Linked DNA regions of Mus musculus: region 2 is linked to region 1. The links are chromatin contacts, found by POLR2A ChIA-PET in ENCODE. All regions are on one chromosome and are shown on one strand. Each heading gives the region's core, a stretch centred on a gene start or an enhancer-like site at or near the end of the contact. The rest is flanking DNA. Distances are from core to core; before and after follow the strand shown. Region 1 holds the start of Tex36 (testis expressed 36). Region 2 holds the start of Edrf1 (erythroid differentiation regulatory factor 1).

Evidence for each region. ChIA-PET counts read pairs that join two places held with the same protein, here RNA polymerase II (POLR2A).
Region 2: POLR2A ChIA-PET joins it to region 1 with 13 read pairs in embryonic stem cell. The contact joins the promoter of Edrf1 here to the promoter of Tex36 in region 1. POLR2A ChIA-PET finds 5 or more read pairs at or near these places in 5 of 5 experiments (Patski and embryonic stem cell).

The regions. Positions count from the first base shown.
Region 1 is chr7:133,600,790-133,603,458 of GRCm38, forward strand. It overlaps Tex36 (testis expressed 36), which reads right to left and starts at 1,326. Exons shown (of 4, transcript NM_028654.1): 1 at 1,179-1,326. The coding sequence starts at 1,229. It overlaps Gm35625 (predicted gene, 35625), which reads left to right and starts at 1,476. Exons shown (of 3, transcript NR_166565.1): 1 at 1,476-1,528.
Region 2 is chr7:133,636,347-133,639,015 of GRCm38, forward strand. It overlaps Edrf1 (erythroid differentiation regulatory factor 1), which reads left to right and starts at 1,329. Exons shown (of 25, transcript NM_178115.4): 1 at 1,329-1,577; 2 at 2,561-2,669. The coding sequence starts at 1,467.

The DNA.
Region 1 (2,669 bases), core at 76-2,575:
TGGAAAACTGACAGTGCATGAAATATGCATATGAAAGAGCAATTGAGAAGTCCCTGGGTCAAGATGCAAATGTTTCTAGAAGACGCTAGAATTCCTGACTGGGCTGACTGTGATATCAACAAACAGGGGTCTTGCCAGGAAAATAACTTGAGCCCAGAAGTCTGGGGGATGATCGAAACAGGTAACAACTGTTAGGATAACAGCTAAACGACTCCTGGGCTCTGTCCATTTCCTAGTCTGATGACAAGAACTGGACAGGATTTGTTGAGATTTTAAGAATACTTCAACAGGGCTGCAGAGATGGCTCAGTGGTTAAGAGCACTGACTGCTCTTCCAGAGGTCCTGAATTCAACCACATGGTGGCTCACAGCCATCTGTAATAGAATCTGATGCCCTCTTCTGGTGTAGCTGAACATAAAACAAATAAATAAATCTTTAAAATAAATAAGTAAATATAAGACTACTTCAACAAGTACCGAGTATGCCTTCTGCACTGGATTCTAGTCTAGGTACTGATGAAGCACCACTGAGGAGAAATGACAAAGCCCCATGGAACTTACGATCTAGGAAGAAGAAACAGCTCACCATATAATGAGGGCTGTAGTATTAGAAGGCAGGAGTGCAGAAATGGACAAGGGAGAGCAGGTAGCAGTTGCTACCCACTGAGCATCCTCAAGGGCCCACCCTGCACTGAGCAGTTTTCTTCCTTACCCCTTATTCCTCATTTTTTTCACCCTTTCTTCCTTCTGCCTTCTTGATTTCCTCTGCCTTCCCTCTTTCCCTCTTTTCTTCCTTTTCTTCATTCCCACATTTCCACTCCTTTCTGTACCCCATGTCTTCTTTCTTTCTCTCTGTCCTTCCTCTCCCTTTTTTAGTTTTATTTTCTGAGTCTGTACCTTGTTAAGCAGCCCAGGATGCCCTAGACCTCTCAATCCTCCTGCCTCAGCCTTTCAAGTACTTAGATTACAGGCTTGGACTGCCTCCCTCAGATTCATGTGTGTTCACTGAATCCTCAAAAGAATATTGAGCTTCCCTCTTGACAGGTGAAAAGACCAAGGCCCAGAGTCTTTTCAAAGGTCAAGCTACCAGAGGCAGCAGAAGGGAATCCAGCCCAGATCTGTGCCCTCAACAACAGCCACATTTCATGAGGAAGCTTTCAGGAATGCATCCTTCCTTACCCATCTTCCGTCATTATTCAAAGACGGGTTGAAACGCCTCCCTTTGGCCATTCTCTCCAATGAGCTGAATGTACTGGGGTTGCCTCACAAGCTGTCTGTGGCCTCACAAGCTTGTGACGTCTGTAGAGCTCCCCCACCCACTGTATCTGATCTTCTCAGCTGTTGCCTGGGCAGAGAGGTGGAGAAAGCCCACCACTATCATGGGATGGAAGCTCATGTCACAATGGCCAGAGCATTCTAAGCCCCAAGAGGGGGTTTTGCCATTTGTTCCTTACATTGGGTTCCCCAAGCACGTGCAGAATTCTAACCTCCAGATTCTAACTGAAGAAGTCCCAAAACCAGCCTGAGAGGTGAGGACAAGAAGATGCTGGAAACACAGCAAACATTTTGCACCCTCATGGATTCAGCATTGTCCTCATGGCAACCATCTGTTTCAAACTCTTAGTTTTCAGAAAACTAACCTGAGTACTGCTCTGGAGCTAACCTTGCTCACATCAGCAATGCTGCTGGACCAAGATCAAAACATTTCCTTTTCTCCTTCCATATGTTCTCTGTGTCCCAGTTCAGACCTAATAATCTCCTACTCCTGGACTCACTCACCTGCCTGCATAGACACTCACTCACCTGCCTGCATAGACACTCACTCACCTGCCTGCATAGACACTCACCTGCCTGCATAGACACTCACCTGCCTGCATAGACACTCACCTGCCTGCATAGACACTCACCTGCCTGCATAGACACTCACCTGCCTGCATAGACACTCACCTGCCTGCATAGACAGACACTCACCTGCCTGCATAGACACTCACCTGCCTGCATAGACACTCACCTGCCTGCATAGACACTCACCTGCCTGCATAGACACTCACCTGCCTGCATAGACACTCACCTGCCTGCATAGACACTCACTCACCTGCATAGACACTCACTCACCTGCATAGACACTCACCTGCCTGCATAGACACTCACTCACCTGCATAGACACTCACCTGCCTGCATAGACACTCACCTGCCTGCATAGACACTCACCTGCCTGCATAGACACTCACCTGCCTGCATAGACACTCACTCACCTGCATAGACACTCACCTGCCTGCATAGACACTCACTCACCTGCATAGACACAGGAGAAAACATTTGGGCATATCTATGTATCAGATTCTATCCTAGACTAAATGTCTCTCCTTGTTTTCCCTTCATTTGTTCTCCACCGGGGTCACAGCCTCAATAATAAGGTACCAGAAGGCAAAATTATGTCATGAGTCCCCTCTAGAAACCCTCAGCGCTGACAAAGGCTGCCTGTCACTCTGGGGCTGCAGAGGCTGCTTCTGAAATCTGGACTCTGTCCCTGGGTCAAGACACAGACCTGTCTCTCTCCTGCTGAGTGAGTGATGTGCTTTCTGCTTGCCTTCTTGGTTGGATGCCACCCAGGCAATTATCATGGCAGTTCCACATGAAGATGAGAGTGGACATCCACAAGATGGCTCC
Region 2 (2,669 bases), core at 79-2,578, 36 kb after region 1:
CATGTGACGGCCAGAGGGGAGCTTTCCAGAGTCAGTTCTCTCCTTCTACAGTGGGGTCCAGGGATGACATGGAACTCGGGCCCTCAGTTTTGTTTGGCACAAGCTTTTATGTGACGAGCCTGCTAGCCTCTGATGTAATAAACAACGAAAAGGACAAAACAAACAAACAAACAAACAAACAAAAACTGGCTCTAAATACAGAGTAGTTTAAAAAAAAATCACAAAACATGCTTTAAAGTAAGGATCTGCAAAATATGCACCAAAAAGTTAATTCATAAAAATGTCTTGTTTTGCATGAAAGCAATTTGCAGACTGCATCTGCTTTCTCCGAGAACTCCTAAAGTTTTTCAGTTACTGGGTTTTTAGAGACTAAGGAAAATTATAACCTGGCATGGCTAAATAATTGCAAAGGCCAAAACACTGAAAACTGAAAACGTATACCTCCGTCCTGGCTCAGCCATTAGGAGCACTTTCTGCTCTTGCAGAGGACACAGCTTAGCACCCACAGCCCACAACTCCCAACTGCGTGTAACTCCCGTTCCAGGAGATCTGATGCCCTCTTCTGGTTTCTGCGGGCACTGCATGCACACACGCAGCCAAAGCACTCAAAACACATTTAAAAAAAAAAAAAAAAAAAAAAAAAACCCAAAACGTAATACCTCGACATAAAACAAAACCTTTTACCTCAAATATATATGTTTTATGAGGAATGTAGCAGTTTGTCTGTTATTGGGTGCAGGGTGGAAATGTAGCTCCGAGTGCTTGCCTAGCCTACACGAAGCCCTGGGTTCCATCCTCGGGCAGAAAGAAACCCCAGCCCTCGGGAGCTGGAGGCAGAGTGTCAAGTTCAAGGTCACTCTCGGCTATTTTGCGAGTTCGAAACCAGCCAGGGCTGCATGAGCGCTGCCTAGAAACCGATTAAACAGACTGATGGCTTCTCTCTCCTTGCTTCAGCCCCACTGATCTGAGGGTGCTGAGACCCACGGAGGTCCCCGCGCGTGTGCAACTCGGAGAAGCCCCAAGAGAGCGGCCGCCTGCGAGGGCCTTGATGCCACCAGCTTTGATTACGCGAATACCCAAGGCGGCACCGCCCCACCCCAGCCACCGCGACTTTGACTCAAGTCTCATTAACTGTTTGCCAACAAAGACCGGCCACGAGCGAGGGGGAGGAGCCCGGGAGGCGTGTATCGCGAGAAGTGTCCGCCCTAATGGTGTGACAGGCAACGGCGTGCGGCAGCTCCTGCCCGGACCGCGAAGGAGGAGCCAGAGCCGGAGGACGGGCTGGACCTTTGGGTGAATCTCGCGAGATTTCATCGCGCTACCTCGAGCTCTTCCTGGCAGCCGCCGGAAGTGCGAGCCGCTGAGTGTCCGAGTCGCTCGCTCTGAGGTTCTCCTGCGACTCTGGGCCCGCGTTCCTGTCGCCGCCTCCAGGGCTCGCGCGTCTGGTCGCCTCCCCAGGGTCGGAAATGATGGGGGACCCCAAGGAAGCAGGAGCCGAGGCTTCTCCTTCAGGGGCGGCCGCCCGAGGAGGGCTCAGCCTCCTGTCCCAGGCGGACTCCGAGGAGCCTTCTGCACAGGTGAGAGGCGGCGGCGGCGGAGCGCGACCTGCAGGGGCTTGGGGGGTTTGCGGGCCTGGGAGGGGGACGTGGGGCTTCTGGAACTTTCTTCCACGCCTCCTTAGCACCTCTAGTACGGAATGAATCACCAGGCGAGCCTGTCGTCGGGTGTGCAGGCAGGCGTTTGCTTGCAATGCGCAACACCCCTGGCTTCGCACTCGGCGCCAGTGGACGGGCTATAGAGTGTGTGTGTGTCACAGCCCGCCGAAGGCAGGCAGAGGAGAGAGGGACGGACCCAGGGAGGGCACAGAGAATTTGCAACGCCTGGAAGGGTTCTCGAAGGAGAGTCGAACAGCGGGTCCAGACATTGAGCATGCCCGGGTGGGTGTAGGGTCAGCTACGGAGCTAATGTAGAATGGGATGCGATGAGCTTACCGATCAATCGCTGTGTGTTTGGTAAAAATAAACACGTCCTGCAAATGACGTTTGTCATTGACTTATGCTACTTAAAAATATTCCATTAGAACCGTACAGAAGTCTTGCTCGTTTTACATGCGGTTGACAGGACACAGTTGAGCGCACTTAGTTTCTGAGTCTACATTTTTCTGTGACTCATCGTACCGGGTTGAGTCTTGGCTGGTGTGGAACTGGTTATGCAGACCGGGCAGTCAAGCTGGACGTAGACCTTGCACTGGCCCTTGTGCCTCTGCCTCCAGAGTGCTTGAAGCTTGTGTTTGCAACTACTATGCCCAGATTTTTAAAAAGCAGGTTGGTTGGCCCCTGTCCACTTCTTGATTGATCCTTTTTTTTTTTTTTTTTTTTTTTAGTTTCGTGAAAAACAGCTAAGTAAGCGTAATTTAAGCTTGTTTATTAAGTGTTAGAGCTGACACGCAGCTGAGGCTCCTTGTGAATCCTGATTTGGTGGGTTCTTAATTCATTTTTATGAAAGTGAGATTGTCGTTCCTGGCAGTGTTCATTAAAGCTTCATTCCATATGTTATTTAGGGATCGGCCTTATTTCTTGGAGGCAACGAAGTGAAAAGCAGAGCTGTGGTAAAATACTCTTCTGCCCCTCCTCGAACAGCGTTTGCACGTCTCGAAGAAAAAACAGACT